3 separate regions of the Mus musculus genome follow, and all the other regions are linked to region 2. Evidence: chromatin loops called from intact Hi-C (ENCODE). Cell type or tissue: left cerebral cortex. All regions are shown on one strand.

Region 1 (5,000 bases), 270 kb before region 2:
AATAAATGCTACTGATACATGAACAACATACATTTATATAGGACCGTTATAAATACTGTCTATTTTAGTAAGGCATAGTCTCTTCACTCCAGAAAGAAAGGGGGTTTTGATGAACCTATCCTTAGTCAAGAACTACAACTATTCAATTTGATATTAATCCTGGCATCTTGAAAATGTCCACCCTATATAAAGGAATGTTAAAGTCAATGGCATTAATTTGTCATCGCTCAACTCTCTGAAGACTGCTTATCACTAGGAAGAAAACAAACAAGGACTGAGCACTTAGAGGTGCTTCAGGAAACCACAAGGCTAAAACAAAGGGCACATGATAGAACCCCAATCAAAGCCGCTAGGTAAAAAGACATTTCTCTTCTTCTATCCTAATACTGTAGAGAAAATACAAAGGCAGGACTTGATCGAGACGTCTGTACTAGAGTGTACAAACACAAAGGATCTTTCACTTGTTGTTTTTCCACATTCTTTCCCTGAGTCTCCAGAAAACTCAACTATGTTTCAATTTTTATTATCTGTCTAATAAATTGGAAAATTAAACATCTTTCCCCCCCCCCACGAATTTACCATTTTTTCTAAGTTACAGCAAGTAACTTAGGGAATCACACCGAGCCAAGGACGCAGGAACCTGTACTTCCTTCTCTGCCCTTTCTTGAGACCTTCTTTATTTCATGTGTAAGGTGTTTTGCCTGAATGAATGTCTGTGTACCATGTCTGGCTGTGAGGCACAACGTGGATGCTGGGAGCCTGACCCACATCCTCTGGAAGAGCAGCCAGTGCTCTTAATCACCCACATATAGTATTTTGTGTGTGGTGGTACAGGGACTGAGTAAACCCAGGGCTTCTATCCTAACTAGGTGACTATTCTACTACAGAGCCACAGCTCAAGAGACATGTTTTTACTCAAAAAATCATTTAGCTGTGTTGTGCATTTGCTGTGCGTGTGAACACAGGAGTACATGTGTCACGGTGTACGGTGGTCAGAGGACGATCTTTCCTGTCATCCTTCCTTTCCCACTCCTTTGAGACAGGGTTTTACTGCTGCTGCCAGCAGTCACTGGCTGGTGAGCCGCCTCTGTCCCCTACATCTCTCCATGAGTGCTGGGACCATATGTAGATGCCTGAGCTACATACCTGGTTTCCACATGGGTTCGAGGGATTCAAACCTGGGTCCTCACAATTGTGATCCAAGCAATTTTACCCATGGAGCCGTCTTCCTAAACCCTCACTTTAAAATGTGAGATAGGATCTCGCTAAGTTGTCTGGGCTGGCTTCAAACATGTAATCCTCCTGTACCAGTCTCCTTGGTAACTAAAATTACAGGTATACGCCACCACACTCAGTTCAATAACATGTTTTGAAGAATAAGGTACTCTAAATTGGCAAATGATGTTTCTCTCTTCCTTCCTCAATCATGGAGTTTATGACTATCAAGCTAAGGAATGGTCACATCTACAATATTTCTTGACTGTATACAGTAGAACACATCAAACAACTTCCTCTAACTGATTCCATTTAGCTATTTATTTAAAATTGTCATTCTATTAAAATTTTTACAATATATTATTATTTCCAGTAACATGAGCCACTATGAAAATATTCAAACCCAGTGTGGCTGTCAGTGTTTAATAAGATTATTCTTTAAAATGCTTTATCCGTTTCAAGTTCAAGTACCTCGGTGAACATCAGAGCCTTGTTCTACATACAAGACTGTGCCCAAAGCCAAGGCACTCAATGTATAACTTTAATAATGAAAACCTACAGTATTAGAATCCAGGCCATGTAGAGAAAGAAAAGCCCCAGACCACTAGGTGAAAGGTAAGACACTCTGAGTGAAGGGTAGCGTAGCCCTCAGGGAACACGCACATGTGAATGAAGTCTAGGAAACTGGTTCAGGGCCTCTGCAGAGAGAATTTTTAGTTTATTTTAAAGCCGCCTATAAAATGCTTTCAATATTGCAGTATGAATTATTTATAGAAAACTGTACACTTAACTTGAAAGTTACAATGTTACTAAAAGATCTTAGGGATTATGAGGGAAATCAAGATATATCACTTTATTGTGTAATATTCAGGCAATTCTTTAATTATATGATTTCCAGAGAAGCTAGGATGTCCCACTGTCTGACCCTACGGCACGCTGTTCTGTCCTTTTCCTTTTCCAACCTAAAAAGTGAAACCGAGACAGAGCGAGCTTCTCTTAGAGCAGACACCGCTGCTAAGGTAGAACCAGGCTGCGCATGCCCACTGTGGACAGTCACTTTCCGTCGTCTCTGAAGTCAGCAGAGGGTTATCAGCAGAGCACGTGCGTGTGGGCTTTTATTGTAACAGCGCCATGTGCTCCATGGAGAATGTTCAAACGGGTCTTATGTTTAGACTATTCCTTTTAACCAATTTTCTGATTACTCTTTAAAGATGCAAGGGCTCCCAAGGGGGCCACAGAATGCTTGAACACTGTGTATTCTGCAGTCTTTTGAACTTTTCTTTAAGAGAATTAAGACAAAATTACCGTGACTTATACAATCATATTCAAACATAAAAGAAAATTCTTAGTTTTTAAAAAGTCTCCCCTTATATCTCATAATTTCAAAGCTGAAACACAGTGGTTCGAGGAAAAGCATATTAGGGTACCAGAAACTGAGGGGGGTTTCTCTGTTCTCTGTCAGTGACCTGGTGAGCCCATTTGACTGACCGCACACTCGTGGAGTAATCAGCCGGCCTCCAGTACAGGTGAGAAACTGCCACAAGTCCCTAACATAACAGAATGTGAACTGTCATAATTAGCTCGAGACGTGTCCTTTTATGACCACTAGAGGGCAGTAAAGCACTGGAAGGAATATTTAAATCATCAGTGTACAAGTGGCCTGTCAGTGTGTCTAACACTGCTCACAGGCAGAGGACAGACAAAGCACTCTTCAGTACATCATTCTGGATGCTACTTACTTTGCAAAATCCAAGTAAGAGATGTGTCCGTGATAGAAGCCTGGCTTCATCTCGTTCCAGGTGGTTATGTTCTTCACAAAGCGCACCTAAAAGAGGAGGACATTCTCATTACCTCACTGCAATGGAAAGAAAGCAGACTCTGTCATCAACAAAAGACCTCCCACTCAGGAACGGGACCCAGTCCCCGCATTCATGGGGCTGGAAGGCCAGTTTGAAGTAAGAGCAGTCAGTGGAGTCTGAACGCACTACTTTACCACGGCCATGACCAGTGCAGTATACACAGTCTACACAGGGCGGGAGGTGGACGCAGGGGTGTACTTCACCCCCATGAGGGCAAATCATCACTGCCATCTTCACTGCGTTACAATCAATAAGAGATAAGCGGCTGGCACAGCTGCAAGAGACTTCGTGATGAGCTTGTCTGCAGTGGGACGAGCTGCACGAGGTACAGATGAAGGAGGGATACACAGATGGAAGGAGGGCCGGGGAAAGGTGGTATTTGCCCCTTTATCTTTGCACCTTGACAGAGTTCATTTATCTTATAGCTGTCTGCACCGCTGCAGCCGCTGCTCCATTAGAACCTGGGTTCTTCGGGCTTCAAACTTGAACTGACGGTAAGTTGCTCTTCAGGAACTCTCCAGACCTTCAGAGCCAGACTGGGGCTCCTGAGGCCCTGAGCCTTGTGCACTAGGCAGTTTCAGGGTTCTCTGTGGCTTCAGTGTGAAGGTAGCCCTTGTTGGACTACCCAGACAGCACTGTGCAAGACATTCTAACACTCGCTCTCTTTTATAAGGTTACTTATATGGACGCGTGTGCATGTATCTGCAGGTTTCTATACATATATGTACAGAAGCCATAAGATATGGAGCTGGAGATATGGGTGATATGAGCTGCCCACAGGGGGTGCTGGGAGCCAAACTCAGGTTATCTAAAGAACAAGTATTCTTAACCACTGATCCCTGATCCACTCCAAACCACTCCCCTTAACTATAATGCACATCCATAATACAAATGTAAAATGTGTGTGTCTTCTTTCTTCCTACTGTTTCTCTAGAGGACCCTGCTGTCTTCCTTAGGCTTTCTATTGCTGTGAGAAAACACCATGACCATAAGCAAACACAGGAGAGAGGGTTATTTCACTGACAGTCCAGCCTCAAGAAAAGTCACTGAGAGAACAAACAAGGCAGGCACTGATGCAGAGGCCTGAAGAATACTACTTCTTGGCTTGTTCCTCATGACATGTTCAGTTTGTTAAACAGTCTGGACCACCTGTTCAAGGTGGGCTTTCCCTTTCCCTGCAGGCCAATCCTATGGAGACGTTTTCTTTTCTTTTCTTTTCTTTTCTTTCTTTCTTCTTTTTTTTTTTTTTTTTTTTTGGATTTTTCGAGACAGGGTTTCTCTGTGTAGCCCTGGATGTCCTGGAACTCACTCTGTAGACCAGGCTGGCCTCCAACTCAGAAATCCGCCTGCCTCTGGAGGTGTTTTCTTAATTAAGATTTCTTCCCAGATGAGCCAACCTTAAGTCAAGTTGACATACAAATAGCCAGCACACAGAAAAAATACACCCCCTATCAAAAATACACACTGAAAAAGCAAGCAACATTCCAATCTAAAGAATTCTTTCTGTGTGCATATGAATACATGTATTATACAAGCAGAGATTCATACCCCTGGCTAGCCTCACGCCCAGCACATCTAGGGTGACGTCACATTCTTGGTCCTTCTGCCACTGCCTCCCAAGGCCTGGGCATACAGAGTTCCACCATACCAGCTCATTCTATATATTACATATTTTCTCTGACACAGCATTCGAAAAGCAATCACTTAAAGGACATTCTTCTTTATACCTCAGCAAATTGAAATACGACTAACAAAATGACTAAAGATGATTGTAAGATTTTTAAAGGTGGATATATAAGCTTGTTCAAATAAAAACATATAAGCTAGTCAAGTATCTAAAATTCTCTTTCAATTTTAATGTGTGGGTTTGTGCAATATAAGTGTGACTGCGGGTGAGTACAGGGTCGCCCCTCGCAGAGCTGGGGT
Region 2 (5,000 bases):
TCTGATTTTATTTTAATCAGTGAAGCTAAACATGGAACATAGAACTGAATAAGACTGAAGAGAAAATTATTTGCCAGCTTACACGTTAGGATACAACTTAAAAACCTTTTCGGTAAAAAAGCACCAGAAACAATTAGAAACTAAAATTCATTGGGGAAGTATAATTTTTATGAAAATTTCTAGCTTTACTTTCTAAAATTGAGTCTTTCAATAATTTAGATTGAATTATGTATTTTGTGTCTGATTGAGACACATAATTGTATTAAACTGTGGATTATGTAGTATCTGTCACATTAAATACCTGGAGTAACAGGTAAGCAACACTAAACAAAACTTACCACAGCCTCGGCTCCTCTACTGAGTTAATGTTAAGTCTAAAAACACCTCATCTCATCCCCCAATTATTGAATCACACATTTCTGGGGAGGAAGGAGGATTAAGGGGCGAGTATGGCTGTGAGCTTCTCACACAGTGCACTGGTCCAGGGAATCAAAAGCGAGGTGGAATCTCCCATCCCTAAGCGTTACTCACTGTTGGTAAGAGTTCAGATTTTACCAAATGATCTTTAAGTTCTCTTGGGGCCACATCATATTGCTATTTTACATATCTTAACCCCGTGATGATCATTCTGAGGGAAAACGCAGCCTCTAGTATAGTAAGTAGTGGGTCAGAGGGCAACTTTGGTTGTCTGCTAGCCAAGCAAGTCAAGCCAGTTTATTTACCCTCTCTAAGACTGCTTCCTTTTTAAGGGAGGGCGAACAATGCCTCTCTGGCAAAGTGACAGAGATGGGCTGCAGCTAGTACGTTCAATGCACAGTAAACTGCTCGTCATACTATTTTTCATAAGATAGGCAGTCATTACCCTGGGGAACTGTCCGATTCTTTTGCCAAGGATAACGAAATATGATATTCACAGTGCCAGTAAAATGAAATGAATCAAGAAATAAAGCAGCACACGTGAGATTTATAGTTCGGTGGGATTTTGGCACATGGGACATTACTTTTGTTTTCTCTTTCCGGAACAGAGGGCTGCTGCTACCCTATGTCACTAACTTCAATACCAGATTGTTTACAAGCCACGTTGTGAAATTGACATCTGCTCCGAGATTTAACTGAGTTTGCATAATGTGGGTGTTGACTGTAAAAAATCTGCCCAAGTTCCCTATTGCTGACACTTCCTTAATCACAGAATAAGGAGACGCAGTGAACTTTTCCCTTCCAAGTGCGCCTGAAGCCAAGCGTGCCCGGTCCCCTCCAATGTGACAACAACGTGAATCGCGTCCTCCTCTCACCCCTGCTCTATATAGCCCATCTGGGGAACGCGTCAGGGCACCCCTAATCCTAGGTGTCCTGCGTCCTTGGTGAAGCTGGGACACCGACAGGGACAGGCAATCTCCATCTCCCCCACGGGCTGCTAAGCTCTGGGACAATCCTTCCAAGGGGCAGCAGCGAGGGCTGGTGGGAACTGAGCTGGCAGCTCCTCTGCGTTGAGGGGCAGGAAAAGGAAACTCCCTTCTCGGTCGGACGCGGCCCGGAGGGCGAGAGCGAGCGCAGCGGAGGGTGGGGGTGGCGCCAAGGTGCTCGGCGTGCCCTGCCTCGCCGGCTGGGGCACCGAGGCCTCCGCCCCGGGGTGAACCCAAGGTGTCCGCCCTGGGCCGCGTCCCGACTCGCCTGCCGGGGCGCGGGGCGGCGGCGGCCGGGCGAGCGAGGCGGAAACGGCCAGCGGGGCAGGGGCGCCAGGCCGCGCCCATCGGCAGGCCTGGGTACCAGGGCGACGCCGTCCCCGACCCGCCCTCCGCTCGCCCTCCCCGGCGCCACCACCCCGCCCGGCCCCAACCGCCGCCGCCGTACCTGCACGGCCCGGCTGAGGAAGGTGCCCGCGTCGGCCGCCAGCTTCTTCACGTTGAAATCCATGATGTTCATGCCGGGCGGCAGCCGGGCAGAGCCGCCGGCTGCGCTAGCGGGGAGGCGGGGAGCGCCGCGGCCGGGCTGGGGCGCCGGGCGACGGCGACGGCGGGGCGGACGTGGTAGGTGGCGGGAGGCGGCGCCAGCCCCGCGCAGCTGTCGTTTCCTGGCGGGGAGGCGGGGGAGGGAAGAGGGCGGGCGCCCGCGAGCGCGCGCCTCTCCGCTCACACGCTGGGCCTGTCGCGTCGCCGAGCAGCTGCGAGCCACGGGGACCGAGGTCGCGTCCGGAGGAAGGCCCCGCCCCGCCCCGCCGCCCGGCGACTGTGCAACCGCGGCGGAAAACAGCCGGCCGGGAGGGGGGCGTGGCCTCACCGATGGCGTGGGGTGGGGGGCGGGGGTGTCCTCGCGGGAACAGCGACCCCTGCAGGGTGGCCGAGGATTCACCACTGGGTGGAGCCGCTGCAGAGGTTCTCATGGGAACAGCGACCCCTGCAGGGAGGCCGAGGATTCACCACTGGGTGGAGCCGCTGCAGAGGTTCTCATGGGAACAGCGACCCCTGCAGGGTGGCCGAGGATTCACCACTGGGTGGAGCCGCGGCTGAGGCTCTCCTGACAGCTCACTAAGCACCAAGCCAGTGTCAGAGCATCAGTGGAAGTTCTTACCAGAACGAGAGCCTCCTGGGCTCTCACCCTGATTCCCTCCCACAGCATCTCAGTGAGTGTCTGTGACAGAATCGCCCGGACAAAAGTTCCTTAGAAAAGCATGGACAAAACGTTCCTTAAAAGGAAACAGAACTGACACTATAGAATCATTGGCCCGGATTTCCTGTATTGGGTCTGGGGTCAAAGGCTACCTATGGCTTGGGTAGACACCTAGCCAATCTTTGCTGAACGGGATTGTCTTCATTGTCCCCTACCCTATTATACTTTGACTCACTGTTGAGGACCTATTGTGTGTGAGGCATTGAGTAGGTGCTGAAGGGTTCAGTCCCTTTGGTGGCTGGTGGTCATCTGAGGCATATTTAGAAAGTATCTCCCATCCCCTGGGAAGGTATATAAGAGCATTTCAGAGAGACAATGGAGAAGAAAGACAAGGTTCCTATCCGGTTATACATTCCTTCACTCCTGAGTACCTACTGTCTGGCAGGGCCTCAACCTTCCAACTCTTAGCTGTGTGATAAAGGCATGAGCCCTTCCCCCCACACCCACCCACCCAGACACCCACACTACACTCAGCTAATTTAGTTTCTGTTTTCTGAGAAAAGGCCTCATGCGACCTAGCCTGGCTTCAGGTATCCAAAGACCGCTTCAAACCCATCACCCTCCTGTCTTTGTTTTTCTTTCTTGTTCCTCCCTCCTTTTTCTTCTCCCCACTTCCTTTATCCTGGGGACCAAACCACTGTCCAATAGATCCTGTTTTACAGGTCTTATCATGTAACTTTCATTTTGGTGTTTCAAGATGCCTCTGGAACCTCTAGATATCACACATATGTTCTCACATTAGAAAGGAAATGAAGGGGAGAGGCAAAAGTACACACCAGCTCAGTGTCCCTTTCTCCTTTAAAACAAGCATTCCATAACCCCCAGCTCGTAAACTTTCATTTTCACATCGTTAGTGAGAACTGGGCCATTTAGGTCCTCACAATGGCAGTTCGATCGAATAAATGCAATGTGCTCTGTTAAAAAAAACTAAGAGCATTTGTGAGAGAATGGTAGGTCTTGTCTTTAACAGTACGTATTGTTGTCTTAGACAAGACAGAGCTTGTGCTATCGAAGAAGGAGAGAATAGTTACAGGAGACGCAGCTGTTGACATTTGCTTTGCTGCTATCAAGCAAGAACGAAAGGAGTCTTACGATCTCTGGAACCTCTCTGCAGGCTTTAGGTCTATATAATTTTAAAAAATCGGGAGGAAGTTCTGAGGCTGGAGCTCAGTGGGTAGAATTTTCCAAGTGTAAGTGTTAGGCCATTGGTTCCAGTCCCAACTGAAAGAAAAGAAAACAGGAAAAACGGGGGTGGAGTGGATGGGTGCACGTCGACCCTGTTAAAAGGAGATAAAACAAACCGTGGTTTCTTCTGTTGTCTATCATTTGGCCTGTGACAGTATTTTTTGCTATTTAATGCCATTATAGACAAAAACTAAAAGTTGGATTATTTGTGAGGATTTTACTATATATTAATAGGGAACAAGAGTATCTGTACGTTATACGCTGTAGAAAGATTTAAAAAAAAATCTGTATTTGAGTATTTTGCCTGCATATATGTCCACGGACCACTTGTGTGCCTGATGCACTCAGAAGCCAGAGGAGAAATCAGCATAGCTATAGACCCTGTAGCTTCCCATGGTTACTTCCCACCCAGGATCACTGAGAACTGAACTCTGGTCCTTTGCCGACTCTCCACTATATGTGTGCTTTGTTGGCTGAGGTGTTGACTTTGAATTTGTAGCTTTCTCTGCTGCTTGTGTTTTCAGTTTCTGTCTGTGTATAGGTTTGTCTGACATGGATGTGTCTTAGATGATGTGTGTATACATGCCCACATGCACATCACGTTTCTGGCTTACATCACTTTTGGATTTTAAGACAAATACTTTACTGATTTAATGGCTTCAATGTATGGCCATTAAAATACCCAAATAGCACAGAAATGCAGCGGGATGAGAGCTGCCAGTCACTCAGATACTCAGAGTTAGCCAGTGGTAACATTTGTTTCTCTCTCTCTGTAAATATAGATGAAGCATGTGTGACACAGGTCTAAATGTAAGCATGAGAGCAACAGGGTGAGAGAATGGGGGATGGACAGACAGAGGGACAGGTGGGAGAGGGTACTGGGGAGGGGGCATACAGTTGCTTTGTATGAATATTTCTTTTTTTTTCTTTTTTTCTCTTTTTATTTATTTGTCTGCTTTGGAGACAGCGTCTCTCTGGCTTAGCCTGGACCCGACAGTGTAATCCTCTTGCCTAGTCTCCTAGGTGCTGGGGTCCTGCTCAGCCCAGACAACTGTTCTGTTCGTTTCTGGGGAAGGGAGCACGGAAAGGCCCTTCCCATCCTGTGTACACTTGACCCTCTCGCTCCTGGGACAATAAAAACGTCCTCT
Region 3 (5,000 bases), 400 kb after region 2:
TTACAAGATGGCGCTGACAGCTGTGTTCTAAGTGGTAAACAAATAATCTGCGCATGTGCCAAGGGTATCTTATGACTACTTGTGCTCTGCCTTCCCCGTGACGTCAACTCGGCCGATGGGCTGCAGCCAATCAGGGAGTGACACGTCCGAGGCGAAGGAGAATGCTCCTTAAGAGGGACGGGGTTTCGTTTTCTCTCTCTCTTGCTTCTTGCTCTCTTGCTTCTTGCTCTCTTGCTTCTTGCACTCTGGCTCCTGAAGATGTAAGCAATAAAGTTTTGCCGCAGAAGATTCTGGTCTGTGGTGTTCTTCCTGGCCGGTCGTGAGAACGCGTCTAATAACAGGAGTACTTAAAGGAAGAAACCACAACTCAAGGAAGTGGGGAGGGCGTTGTTGGAAAATACCAAAGATACCAGTTAAGAGTCCCAAGGAAGTGCAAAGTCACAAGAGTCACAAGGAATACCTGGTAATTGTTCCGGTTATCTCTCAAGACAGTTTCTAAGAGCCCCTAACAATAGCACATTCTTTGAATGGACACTCTTTGAACCCAGGAAGCGGGTGGGTGGAGGAATGTCGCTATTTGTTTTATGATTAGCATACCTTGGAGCATTGAGTCACAGAGGTCACATTCCCAAGCCTGGGCCTAAAGGCCTAGAATTTTGTTTTTACATTATACTTTCAGCTCCAGCTGCTCTGCTGTGCTGCCCAGGTGAGGTCAAGTCCTGCTCTCCTGGTCTCCTAACTGCTGCAGCCAGTGAGGGGTGGGGCCAGCTCTCCTGTCTGCCATAAAACTCTATCCTTAGTGTACTTCTACATTACTAAAACCATACTTCAAAGTCAGTGTACTTGTTTTCCTTTTAAATGGACACATTAGTCTTTTCAACGTCTTTCATTTTCTAGTAATTTTCAACACATAGCTTCCAGTCAGTAACTCTCAGAGATGAGTCTCATTAATGCAGGGAATTGCTCCCATAAATCCTTTTTGTTCGTTAAAAATAAAATTTGCTGGCATTATTGAAACTGTTAACGGCAGGTTCTTACCAGACCTAGTCACTGTTAGCGATGAGTGACAGCAGTCAATTACTACATAGTCTTCCTTTCATGAGATCTCCATTCTCCAGAAGAAAATGGAAGAGATAACATATAAAATTCGGCATCTAGTTGGGAATGCTGGAGGGCTAAGGAGAGAGGAACAGGTGGAAGTTGGGCAATGCAGACTTGTATTAGGTGGTCCATGAAAGCCTTCTGGTAGGATTATCAGGCTAGCGAATCATGATACTCTCATGATTATCCTAGCGAGTCTCAGATAATCATGCCGATATCTGAGAGAAGTGTCTTATAGGAGAGATGGGGCCTGAGACCTGCTACAACTGGAGGGAAGGACAGGGATGCATAGGACTGAGAGGAGTGGAGAGGTCTCAAGGCTAGAGGGCACTGTGGCATGGGGGAACTTGGGAGGCACTGATCCTGTGAGGCCAGATGCATAGACTGCAGTTCATGATATGGGAAAGCTGTGGCTTTGTGCTGCTCCCTTATCAGGAGCACTCTAGGTGCTGTGTGGACAACGGGCCAGAGAAACCCATGGGTGGGGATGGAAGCAGAGGCCAGCTGCTGTCTTAGGTGAGCAGCCACCATCTCTGTAAGCAACTTCAGGTTCTGATTGTGTTTTTATTCTGAATTAGCAGAAGAGGCACATGGGATCCTTGGGTTGGTGACTTCTTACTTTCCCTCGTCCCCTTAGTTGCCTCATCCCTGCTTTCCCAGTGGTGGCACTTCAAAGCTCAGGCCAACTCATTTCTATTTCTCCCTTTCTGAATCTGATATAAAACACCAAGGTTTATTTTATTTTATTTTATTTTTACTGTGGCTGATGAGTGCAAATCTCTTTTCCTTCTAACTGGTTACAGCCAAGGTTTCCTGTATCCTGCAGACTCTAACACTACATGTGATATGCTTTCTTTCTCTTCTTTTATCTTTTTCCAGTTTTCTTGAATAACTCACTACTGTGGTTATTTTAACAGCGTAGGCAGCAGCTTTGGTTGCTTTTCTTTATTCCTTATTACTCAGCAATTCTCACTGCATCCTCTGTAAGTTTTTTCTGTTTCCCAAGAGAGACCGAGAACAGCTTAAGAATGCTTAACATGTCTCCTTTATCACAGAGCTTTTTACAGTGCTCTTTTAGTTAGACTATAGCTGGATTGGGCCAGGGAGATGGCAAGGGAGTGCAAGAAACCACCTGCTGCAAGAGAGTGTCAATTGGGGGTTGAGGTGCATTATGGGCAGTGAACATGGAGAGAGAGGCCCTGCCTCAGCAGAGCCCAGGGCGATAGCCCACTCCTGAAAGCTGTCCTGCCTCCACCATCATGGCCTCTACCTGTCCACATGCACAGATACATGCACAAAAAAAAAAGGGGGGATTTAAAAAAGAAAGCAATGGGACTGATTTGAATAGGAATTCTTATAGTTACATAGATAGGAAATCTAATTAATTCTTTCATGTAACACTATAGTTGTTTATTAAATACAATAATTAGAAAAAGGCAGTGACAGACACATCTAGGTCAAAATCAAACATTTAAAATATCAAAATGTTAGTTTCTTTGTAAAGTGATAGTTTTGGACAACTGCTAAATTGGGGAGAGGACTTCAAGGATCATTTTATCCTTTTTCATTCAAGGATAAAAGAATGAGTTTTTATGTCATAAACCATGTGACATTCGTGATTTATCTCTTCTTGCATTGTTATAACATCGTAGCAATGACTCTTGCATTGTAAATTACTTACTAGGCTGAGGAGAAAGTCAATATATTGAAGTTCCAGTATCTAAAATTACATGTTTTTATTTTTAAACTCCCACCTTTTCTGCTTTCAGTTACAAAAACCTCTTTTGGCATTTACCTACCATTCTTTGACAGCCATAATCAGGTAAAAGCAGCTTACATATATGATTAAATATGCTGAGAAGTGATAGTGGGAAGATAATAAAAATCTTTATTTTCCACAATTAAGTCAGTACTTGGAGAATTGCCTTCAGAGAACGATCACTCTCCAGGGAGGAGTAGCATGCAGCTCCCTGCTGTGGAATGAGTGTGTCCCTTCCTCCCACTAACCCTCAGTGTGTAGGCACTTGGAGTGGAGGCCTTGGCAGGCTGATTGGGTTACAGGAGTAGAGTCCTCATGATGAGATCTGTGTCCTTACAGGAGGTAGGTGAGATCTTGCTTCTTGCTCAAGTGAGAATACAGCAAGGAGGCTTCCAACCATCTGTAAGCATTAGGAACAGACAACTCACTAGCAGCCAGATTGGTTGATTCTTGAGTTGGGTCTTCTGAGATTCTAGAAATGTGATAAATATGTTTCTGTTCTTTAAACAACTCAGCCTACGCTACTTTCTTATACAAGGCTGAATTAAGACGTCTATTACCAGTCTATCCATGGCTGCTCATGTACCCAGCATGTCCATATTGAATGTCCCAGGCAACAGAGAGAAGAGCTTCAAGCTACTTATGCAGAAGGTGCATATTGAAGTGGCTTGTTGTTTTTGACTGTGGAATATCATTCCATTGTATTGAATATGTAATCAATTTTCCTGCTGGTAAACATTCAATCTACTTGCCATTTTTAGCTATTATAAACAAACTTGCTATTTATGACTTTCTTATAGAATATTTCATAAACATGTATTTTCATTTTCCTCACCTAGGCGAACAGCTCCCTATGGAAACTCCCTAAGAAGCACAGCATCTGGCTCTGAAGAGCTTGTACTAGCCATACTGAAGGGCCGACAGTTCAGCTCCTAGCTGACATTTCCCATAGCTACCATTTTACTCTATCTACTAGAAGTATGCGCTGCTTCGATATGCTGTTCATTTTTATATCTCTTCCTGTGGTGGAACCTGAGGGAGTGGAGCGGAGGAACGAGGCAGACTAACGCCGCATGCAATAGCCAACTTTATTCAGAGCATCAGACAGTGTATACCCTGAGTGCTAAGAAAGGTCACTTGAGTATATAAGAAGGACAAGGTGCACGCGGCAAAAACATGTTTGTTTGTTTGTTTCCCATAGAGGCAAATAAATGGATAATAGCCAGTTGTACAAAAACTCGGACGTAAACTCACTCCTATCTACTACACCTGGGAGGTGCATGAAAACATTCCAAGAACAATGACAAAACTCCCAAAATCTCATAAGGAAAACAAAACAAAACAAAATAAACAAACAAAAAACCACTACTAGGTCCTACCAAGATCTCATTTGGCCGGTTCAGCAGTTTAGAAAGCACAGCAGCTTTATCTAAGGACTTAGGAGGACTTGAACGACATTTTGGAGAACCTGCTGACTATGTTTTTAAAGAAGAAAAACTCCTGTGGGGGATAATGCCATACACTGGAAAGGTTTTTCTGTCTTGGGTTTTTTCAAATCCTAGCTACAAAAAAGGGCAAAAGCAGGGAAGTCATTTTTCGATCCAGTGTCAAGAGACTCGGAACGGACCTTCCTTCCCTGCTAGGATGAGAGCGGTTGAGATTTTCGGTCAGCGACGCACAAAAGCTACGCCTTTTCTCAAAGCTAAAGCTTTTGAAAAATCTCACTAGAGAAACCAGAGCAGAGACAACCCCCCGCCGGCCACGCCCCCTCACTCCCTCCAATCACAGCAGGAACGGCGCTCGCGCTCTAGAGCTCCCGACCAATTAGCTGCGTCGGAGCGGGCCGATGAGGGCGGGGCGTCCGTTTCCACAGAAACCGCAGGCCGGTTACTAGCAACGTTGAGCTCCAAGGTGGACGCGCTCAGGCCGCCGCTGCCTGTTCTGGTGACTCGTCAGCTTCTCTCCCCGCGCTCCCTGCCCTTCCCTCTGGCCTCCTACTCTCTCTGCACTCTCCGCCTGCTGCAGTGACCCAGGGCCGGGCAGGCCTCAGAGAGGCCTCCGGCCATTGTAGGTAGTGGCGGCGGCGGGGGATGACGTCAGGGCGACGGGCGGACGGGCGGGCGGGCGCGAGTCTGGGGTG

The links. Hi-C counts contacts between places; a loop is a spot of excess contacts. Peaks named below come from ENCODE experiments on the same cell type or tissue, not always from the same donor. Only the 100,000 strongest peaks of a DNase experiment are listed, where the experiment ranks them.
Region 1: it touches region 2 in a loop (4-fold over the local background); 26 of 42 quality-filtered maps call a loop at or near these places.
Region 3: a loop joins it to region 2, with 2.3 times the contacts of the local background. A loop is called at or near these places in 8 of 42 quality-filtered maps.

The regions. Positions count from the first base shown.
Region 1 is chr3:144,450,998-144,455,997 of GRCm38, forward strand. Hs2st1 (heparan sulfate 2-O-sulfotransferase 1) reads right to left here. Exons shown (of 7, transcript NM_011828.4): 3 at 2,955-3,040. Among named protein-coding and RNA genes, the nearest start is that of Gm43707, 59 kb to the right of the region's middle. In left cerebral cortex, a CTCF peak has its summit at 2,826 (motif pointing right); DNase peaks (open chromatin) are centred at 2,840 and 4,621.
Region 2 is chr3:144,718,131-144,723,130 of GRCm38, forward strand. It overlaps Sh3glb1 (SH3-domain GRB2-like B1 (endophilin)), which reads right to left and starts at 2,205. Exons shown (of 9, transcript NM_019464.3): 1 at 1,852-2,205. The coding sequence starts at 1,923. In left cerebral cortex, a CTCF peak has its summit at 2,423; DNase peaks (open chromatin) are centred at 518, 730, 1,199, 1,434 and 1 more place; H3K4me3 peaks cover 2,987 bases; H3K27ac peaks cover 2,945 bases.
Region 3 is chr3:145,113,856-145,118,855 of GRCm38, forward strand. It overlaps Odf2l (outer dense fiber of sperm tails 2-like), which reads left to right and starts at 4,734. Exons shown (of 17, transcript NM_001162538.1): 1 at 4,734-4,927. Gm40163 (a long non-coding RNA gene) reads right to left here and starts at 4,558. Exons shown (of 2, transcript XR_867692.2): 1 at 4,488-4,558; 2 at 2,967-3,260. In left cerebral cortex, no CTCF peak of the experiment used is centred here; DNase peaks (open chromatin) are centred at 2,078, 3,175, 4,044 and 4,694; H3K4me3 peaks cover 1,063 bases; H3K27ac peaks cover 984 bases.